Linked DNA regions of Homo sapiens: region 2 is linked to region 1. A link is an interaction called in ENCODE POLR2A ChIA-PET data of the cell type or tissue named here. Cell type or tissue: MCF 10A. All regions are shown on one strand. Each heading gives the region's core, and the rest is flanking DNA. Links, peaks and the distances in the headings are about the cores only.

What was found. Peaks named below come from ENCODE experiments on the same cell type or tissue, not always from the same donor. Only the 100,000 strongest peaks of a DNase experiment are listed, where the experiment ranks them.
Region 2: POLR2A ChIA-PET joins it to region 1 with 5 read pairs; 3 of 35 experiments call an interaction of 5 or more read pairs at or near these places.

What each region holds. Positions count from the first base shown.
Region 1 is chr14:77,302,133-77,306,521 of GRCh38, reverse strand. POMT2 (protein O-mannosyltransferase 2) reads left to right here. Exons shown (of 21, transcript NM_013382.7): 3 at 81-185; 4 at 1,722-1,830; 5 at 3,579-3,687. Among named protein-coding and RNA genes, the nearest start is that of POMT2, 17 kb to the left of the region's middle. RefSeq lists enhancers at 2,523-3,022, 3,023-3,524. In MCF 10A, for the core only: no CTCF peak of the experiment used is centred there; DNase peaks (open chromatin) are centred at 2,651 and 3,411.
Region 2 is chr14:77,183,024-77,187,412 of GRCh38, reverse strand. All of the region lies in intron 1 of TMEM63C (transmembrane protein 63C), which reads right to left. Among named protein-coding and RNA genes, the nearest start is that of TMEM63C, 3.4 kb to the right of the region's middle. In MCF 10A, for the core only: no CTCF peak of the experiment used is centred there; DNase peaks (open chromatin) are centred at 342, 2,162 and 2,412.

The DNA.
Region 1 (4,389 bases), core at 153-4,152:
GCAGCTGGAGGGAAGTTCAGAGGACAGAGGAATCTTCTCCCAAAGGCTTCTCATCTTTTTGTTTGTTCTTCTCTCCTCAGATGCTGATAGGTCTTGCTGGCTACCTGAGTGGATATGATGGTACCTTTTTGTTCCAGAAGCCTGGGGATAAATATGAGCATCACAGCTACATGGGAATGAGAGGAGTAAGGCTTCCTGACTTGAAATGGACTGACTGAACCCTGGGGCCACACTAAACCAGAAATGTTATAGTTAGCAGCCCTGGCGTGGTGGCAGGTGCAAATAAAGGGACTTTGGGTGGTGAGGAGAGGGGAGGATGATCAGACCCTCCCCTGTGGTGTAGATACTCAGAACTGAGGTGAGGAAGAAGGGAAGAGGAGGCTGCAAATAATACAGAGATGACATAGATAGAAGCAGGCACGCATTGTCACCTGCTGCCCTGCCCCGGTATACTGTCAGACCTCAGGTTGGAGAACAGCCTGGAACCCGGGCAATCAGGAGTCTCCTGCAGCCCCAGCAGTGCCTCCATGCACTGGCACGCTGCCTGCTCCTCCCCTCACAGCCACAGCTGCTGGAGTGTTGCCTACATCTCAGAGCCTTTTCTGAAGATTTTGGCATCCCCACACCCTGTCACCATGTTCCTGTGTCTTTCCCCATGAAGGTTTCAGGCACACAGAAAGAGTTTTCCAGCCTTATTTGAAGGGAGGCCAAATGTCTGCTGCAGTCCCTCTGTGTCCTGATTTACAGCACCAGCCTTGATGGAACATGGCAGGGCCTTAACACCCAACTCTTTGGGAACCTTGAACGTGTGGCTGAATGAAGCCAGCAGAAGCTGACCTCCAGTGTGGACCTCTCAGAGAAGTTTGCATTTACAAGCCCCTTTCCTTGAGGATTTCACAGCATTTAAATAAATGGCTGTGTGCTTATTTGGCCTCATCGTTAGATGATTTGCATGGCTATATCGTGGTATATTAAACAAGGAGTATATCCTACCCTCAAGTTCTTGTTCTTAAGTGATTCTGTGTCTTCCTAATAACTTTTGAACACCACATACCATACATAATTGGATGTGACAACCAAACGTGAGAATTTCCCATTCTTCTGGCTTGTCTGTTTATTTTGATGGACAGGTAGGGGATGGAAGAGGGCCAGCAGCTTAAAAAAACAAAAAACCAAACAGGTATCCAGCTACTGAAGTATCAAGCAATCCCTTTTCCCAAAATCAAAATACATACATTGTGTAGATTAAAGACTGGTTTCTGGTGTAAATGAAGAAAAGAACTAGGGGTTCCTTAAAATTCTCTGAAATACCTTCAGAGGGGTCTTTCTCAACTTGTACCTACAGTTGTGTAATAGAAGCTAATGGCTATCAATTACTATCTGTGTGTTAATAACACTCATTTTCTTCCCTTCTCTCTATTCCTGGTGTGTAGCTACTTGGTTGCTTTTCTCCCTGTCTCCTACCCACACCTTCCTGGCTGAACTTGCTGATTTCATGTCAGTGCACAAGTTGCTGCTTAATGGGAACATATATATTGCTTGATTTGGCTCTTCACTATTACAATACTCTTTTCTTAGTTATAGATATCCTAGGTGACTTTAGGTCACCAAAGTCATGCCTTCATCAGGTCCCCTGTCTTAAATGTTAGGTTGTACTGAGTCCAGTAGGTCGCTGACCTAGCTCAGCTTGTTATTTGACAGCTTCTCTATTCCTCCCACAGTTCTGTGCATTCCTTGGCTCCTGGCTGGTCCCCTTTGCCTACCTCACTGTACTGGATCTGTCCAAGTCCCTCTCGGCAGCACTGCTCACAGCTGCCCTCCTCACCTTTGGTAAGTTGTCTTAGCCATACCATGGCTTTTGGGAAATGGGCTGCCACTCCGTGAATGTAGCTGAAAATCAGTACATTCAAGGGCCCTATATGTGGGTCCAGTTCAATTAATTTTAGGATTGGGTAAAATGTACTACAAATCTCATTCACTAGTAATACTTAATGTATATCAATAGTTATATATAACAAGCCTTTATATTATTGGAGGGGAGAATCGGCGTGGGTAATCCCAAGGAATAGATTTACCTCCACGTTATTCACGGTTGAGTTTGGAATGGGTAATAAGATAGATTTGTATGTGAGTATGTGTGTTTTTGAAGGAAGCTTATAATTCTAATTTTGCTTCTCTTAAGTTAAGATTAGTTTGCATTCCTTAACTAATTTCAACTGAATATAAAGGTAAATGCAGAAGTAGCTGGGTGGCAAGAGATAGCAAAATGGGAACTTGGATAATAATCTTCACATGGATAAATGAGAGTTCATCGTAGAAGTTGATCCTGTTGCTAGCTTTGTTCCTATGAAAGTGAATTCATGACCTTGTGGAGCTTAACATTTAAAGAAGTCTAGACCAATTTAAATGGGGTACTTTAGGGGTTTGCTTTGACAGATATGTTGCTTTGTTTTGACAGATAGATTGCAAGATTATTGGCTTTCTCTATAGAGGACTGGTGGCTTTTTCCTTGTATCTTGAATTTCCATCTTCAGTTATTCATTCATTTAGTCATTTATGTACTTTTCATTCAATAGTTATTTCTCAAGCACCTACCCAGCTCCCGGCCACTTTTCTTAGTCTGAGAGGATACACTGATGAGTCACTCTGGTCTCATTGAGCTTACCTCATCGTGGGGCAGACAGTAAATAAACAAGTAAATGAATAAGTCTGTCATGTGATGTCCTAAGCCACAAGTGCAGTGTAGAAAATAAAGCAGTGTAAGGGATGGAATAATGGAGATCAGTACTATTTTAGACAGGATAGTCAGGAAAGAGCTTCTGAGAGGGGAGCTTTGAGCAGAGACCTGAGTGAGACAAAGGATCAGGCCCTGCAGGGATCTGAGGGAAGAGCATTCAGGCAGAGGGAAGTGCATGTACTGTAGTTCTGGTGTGGACCTCTGTGGGTTCAAATCACAGTAAGAAGGCTGGCGTGGAAAGGGCAGAGTGAGTGAGGCAGAGGGTGTTGGGAGATGAGGTTAGATGGGTAGGGAGACCGCACAGACTCTGGCAGTTGTCATGAGAACTTTTTACTTTGAGTGAGGTTGGAAGACATTGGAGGGTTTAAGCAGGGGCATGACATAATGAGATTTAAGGATTTAAATTAAAAAACATCACTCTGCCATCTGTCTGGAGAATCGACCCCCAAGAGAGACTTCATGTAAAATGATAAGATTCTATCATAGGTGTAGATAGTTTGCGGTTACATGAGCAGAGTGGTAGGACTCCCTTTTTGATGGTGGAAATGAGGATGACACCTTGTCTCAGGGCTGGTCTGAGGGAGCGAATGACATGATCCTCTCTTGGGTTGAGGGCCTAGAGGCAGTGTGAGTTACTGCTTCTTGTCATTGGGCTTTGATGTCTCCCAGAGCTGTGGCCTTCTACCTCCCTGATGACTCAGTGTTGACTCTAGTCCTGACTGCACAAGTGCTTACACTCAATTAAGTGGCAAGAGGGACTGTTTCCTACTACTGGGGTGCTTGGTTTTCAGGGGGCCCTTCTCTTACCTCGCTTTTTCACCAGCGAGCTCATGTTTTTCAGACACGGGATGCCTCACTCTGTCCCAGTACATCCTCCTTGACCCCATCCTGATGTTCTTCATCATGGCTGCCATGCTGAGCATGGTCAAGTACAACTCTTGCGCCGACAGGTCAGAAACTCCATCCCCGGGAGGGGAGGGTTGGAAGCTGTGGCAACTCCAAAATTTCTGTAATGGCCAGGGCCAGGGCGGGTGCCCAGAGACTTGTCTTGAAGCTGATTTTAAGGCAAGCATACTTTTTGTTTGTTTTTTTAACTTAGATTGTCCATTTTAGATCATAAAAATAGATTTTAAAAAGTTTTCTACAGGTGATTTTATTTTTGCCATATTCAAGACCGAGAAAATGTCAGTTGTCTTTTTCAAGCGTATTATTATTATCATGTTTACAATGGAGTACAATTGGGTAGGGGTTTTGGGATATCATGGGGGGTCCTAATACTTTCCCCACCCACCTCTTGTAACCAGTGCTGGTTAGGAAATCCCGGGACAGGGCTGTCCTTCACATACTCTGTCCTAGAAGGGAGGGCACCAGGGTAGATGCTGCCTGGAAACTATCTCCCTTTCGTCAGTGGTTGCATCCAGTCCTGACCTAATGATGGGAATAGCATATGTAAAGGTTGGCTTGAATGGTCCATACCAGCCAAGAGGATCCTTCCAGGTCCTGGTCAGTTCTAAAGCTGACTTGGAGGGTCCGGTCTACTTGCAGAATAGTCTTTTCCAGATCATCCTTCTACTTCTGAGAAAGTAGAATAAGTCATTCATTCTATTCAAACCAGAAGAGTTGGCCCCTCGTAGGCTTTTCTGGAAGTTAAC
Region 2 (4,389 bases), core at 266-4,265, 120 kb after region 1:
CCTTCCCTGCTCCCGTGACTCGAGATGTCCTTCAGCAGAATCTGGTTCTGGGCGCCCTGCCCAGAGTGGAGGGGAAGGGGAGAAACGCACGACCTTCTCTTCCAAGTCTTTTCGTCTCAAGCAACTTCAGCAAAACCACCAGCCCCAGCAGTAAGAGGTGAGCTCAGGATGTGTCAGCTGTGCTTGGGAGGACGGCACACAGATGGCTCCCCTGGACACAGACTGGCCATGGCCCCAGTTTGGGTTCTGCTGCTTTGGTGTGTGAGTGTGGTTGCAGCTGTCACAACCTCTCAAGCCACAGCTTTCTTACCTATTGAGCGGGTGACTCAGACTTGCTTTCTCTCCCAAGGCGTGGAGAGGATTAAAGAGTAATGACAGAGAATGTGAGGCTGCTGAGTGGCTCCAGGGCCTCAAGCCAGGCTTATTGTTCAGGCTGTTGTTCTTCTGCTGCCTGAGAAGGTCTCCCCAAGCCAGGCCTAGTTGACACGCCTGGGCACATGAGGCGCCAGCCAAGGAAGGATCCCTGGTCCAGCAACAGCTTGCTCATTGTATGAAAGGACACTCCCTGCCCACACCACACAGACACACACAGACACACACACACACACACAGACACACACACACACACACACACACCCCTTTGGTTCTGAGAAGATTCCCCCTCTGCCAGGTCCTCAGGGATGTGAGAAGCCTTTTTGATTTTTTATTTTGTTTTGTTTTTTGAGACAAGGTCTTGCTCTGTCGTCTGGGCTGGAGTGCAGTGGTGCAATCACAGCTCACTGCAGACTAAACCTTCTGGCCTCAAGTGATCCTCCCACCTCAGCCTCCTGAGTAGCTGGGACTACAGGCCTGGCTAATTTTTTCACTTTTTTGTAGAGACAAGGTCTTTCTATGTTGCCCAGGCTGGTCTTGAACTCCTGGGCTCAAGCAATCCTCCCTCCTAGGCCCCCCAAAGTGCTGGGATTATAGGCATGAGCCACCATGCATGGCCTGAAGCATTTTTGAAGGTGACAGTTCAGTTCTAACAGTGCCTGGAGCAGTCGACATTGTTGGTCAGCCATTCTTGAACATTGTTTGGTGTCATCAAAAAAGCATGGTCTGGCTGGGCACGTTGGCTCACTCCTGTAATCCCAGCACTTTGGGAGGCTGAGATGAGTGGATCACCTGAGGTCAGGAGTTTGAGACTAGCCTGGCCAACATGGCGAAACCCTGTCTCTACCAAAAACACAAAGAAATTAGCCGACGTGTTGGCGCACGCCTGTAATCCCAGCTACTCGGGAGGCTGAGGCAGGAGAATCGCTTGAACCTGGGAGGCAGAGGTTGCAGTGAGCCGAGATAGTGCCACTGCACTCCAGAGTGGGCAACAGAACGAGACTCTGTTTCAAAAAAAAAAACAACAACAACAAAACATGGTCGCCATCCCAGGGGTCCCTGGACAGCTGGCCACTCAGCAAGCAGAGGGACGAGCAAATGGAAAGAAGGGGACTCCTGGTCACCAGGCCCCAAGCTGGGCACCTTTCCGCTTCCTCCCATTCATCCTTCCAGTGGCTCTGTGTGGAGGGGATTGCTTCACCATGTTGCAAATGGAAGACTCACGGAAGTGAAGTGAGCAGGTAATGAAATAGGTGGGAACGCAGCTCCCAAGTACTCCCCCAGGCAGCGTGTCCATGTATGACAGGTCCTCTGTGCTTCCATGTCCCCCATCAAAGCAGGATTGATTTCCCCACAGGGCCCTGGGTGCATGTTCCATTGCCCTCTGTAGTGTTTCTACCCTATGGCCAAATCACTGCCACTCAGACACCCTAAGGCAATGAGTCCTCAACACCCAAAACCCAATGGACAGCTGTATCCCAGCGGACTGGCCACAGCTCCATCTTGCCCACCTATCTCTCCAAAGACCTTAGGGTCACTTGCTCTTCTGCTGGGACTCGATGGCCTGAGGCCAGCATGCACCTTGCTGGGCACAACTCTGAGAAGACTCAGCCAGAGTGAGGAGAAGGCTTCTGCCTCCAGGACCTTCCTTGGCCAGGCCACTCAGTAATGGGGAGGGGACAGTTTGGTTTCCTGTTGGAAGCTGATCTTTCTGCCTCTGATCCTCTAAGGACACCAGAGGCCCTGGCTTGGCAGGAATGAAGGTCTACAGGCACAGGGCTGGGCATGACTCACTCACCTCCAGCCCAGCTCTTCCCATCTCATCTTGAGGGTGCTCGTGTCAAATGGCAGAGTGAAAGGCTGGGAAAAGCAGAAGGTGGGAGCCCAGGACACTTGGGTCCTAGTCCTAGCTTTCTAAGCAGGTCTATGCTTCGGTTTCCCTTTGGGGAGCATTACTAATGACTACAAGGAGGCAGGAGGTGACAATGAGGCGCCCCTTCCCCGCCCACTCTGCCTCTGCATGTCTCAGCACCAGCCCCAGGGGTGTTGGCAAGGAATGTGGCAGCTTGAGTACATATCCTGCCCTAGAAACACAGAACATGGAGTCCTGGCCACACGTTGTTCTTCTTAAGAGCCACCCTCAGTTGGGCCTAAGCAATGCAGACAGATCTAGAGCAAGGACACACCATACTTCGTGAGCTGCCCACGTTCTCATCTCAGCTCCTCCTGTAACCCTACCTTGCAGGAGTTGCACCAGCCAACTCATGGGCAAGAATGTGGAGTTCCATTTACACCACCCATGCTGATGTGTAAGCTGTGAAAACCACTGCTCTCCCACGAGAGGAAAGAAGAGTGAGCATTGGGGCCCCACCTCAGGCAAAACAGGGCACTAAAAGCTGCTGATCTCACTGGAAGCTGAGCACTTCCTCTGAGCACTTTCATTACAGCCTTTCCCAGTGTGAGCCTGCCCATGGCCTGAGCACCACGTGGGTTCCTGCAAACTGGACGCTCTGTGCAAACAGCTCCCAGCACTTTACACCCATTATCTTTATGGTTCTTCCACCCGCCTCTTCCCAGGAAGAATCAGAGCAGAGGTCGTGGAATTCGAGAGTTGAGGCAGTGGGGAGGGTACAGGCCTGTAGGAAGCTCCACGGTGCCACTAGACACCTGCATTTTCGGGGGTGAACATCCTGTTAAATATGTTAACTATAATGGGCAGCTGGGGATGGAGGGGATGAAACTCCTCAAGGGCCCAAGCACAACTTGAAGCGGGCTGGGGAGGGCTGACCTGCCTTCCCAGCCTAGAAGGATGCCCTAGGCTGGCCGCAGAGGGAGAGAGCATCCTCTGAAGAAGAAATGACCATGTTTCCCCCATCAAGGCAGGAAACAGATGGCTTCCACCTAGACCAGAGACTCCAGGAATAATACTTCCCATTTGTAATAAACACTTGACAAGTTTCCAAAGCCCTCCCACCCATCTGGAGAAGGTGTTTTCATGCCTAGCTATCAGGTAGAGATGCTGAGGGCAGAGTGCCTGCCGATAGAGGCACTCGGTCCAGCTCTCTGCTCTTTAAGTCTGGTTCTCACCACGGGGCCTCTCTGAGGCCTGACCCTTTCTCTGCTAGCTGGGAGGGACACATACCATGTGGTTTCCCTCCAGTATGGTGGGCCCTCTCCTCTCTGGTGCTATATTGTCACCCCACAAGCAGCTAGTTCTCATCTGGTTTACTGGGAACCCCATCCCTTCCCACAGGTCACCCCAGCAGCTCCTGGTGGTCATCATGCAACCCAAGGCTCCTGTGAAGCCAGCAGGGGCCAGCGTCAGGGGTTCTGTGCTCAGAGGGTGTCTGAAAAGGAGCAATTCATGAGCCAGGCACATGGCAACTCCTTTCACTTGGAGTAAACCGGTGCTGGCCCAAACCCCCGATCCGGAGATGCTGTCAGGGAGATAAATGAAGTCCCTCTACCTGTGGATCCCCACTCCCTGGCTATGCTCACAGCTGCTGGCACTCGGGCAGGAGGGATGCCTGTTTTTGGCTCCGATAGGCCCACAGAAATTGTGTATCCCTGTGGGGGCATGATGGGAAGGTAACCAAGAGACTTCACTTCCCGTCTTCAAGCTGCTTCCTTCCCAAGAAACTAGAAAACATATCTTAAAGGAGGAGAAAATGCTGGTGCTGTTCCCTGTCACCGACCTCCTCCACACCCATCAGGAGGCCCTTGCAGCCTCAGCTTCTCAGCGCTGGGACTGTGGGGTGCGAAGAGAAGACAGGAAGAGGCCCCTCCAGTCTGCCCTTTGGTGGCTGGGGAGTCAGAAGACCTGCATGTAGGTAAGATACCTGGAGAACTCACTCCACCCTCTGTGCCTCAGTTTCCTCATCTGGCTCTGGCTCTAAAATGTCGCTCTCTCCTTGCCTCAGTTTCCCTCCAGGGAAGGTCATCTGTCCCAGGGAGAAGAACAAGGTGAATTCACTTCTAAGGGGAAAGTTCACTTCTAAGGGCAATAGACGGAATGTA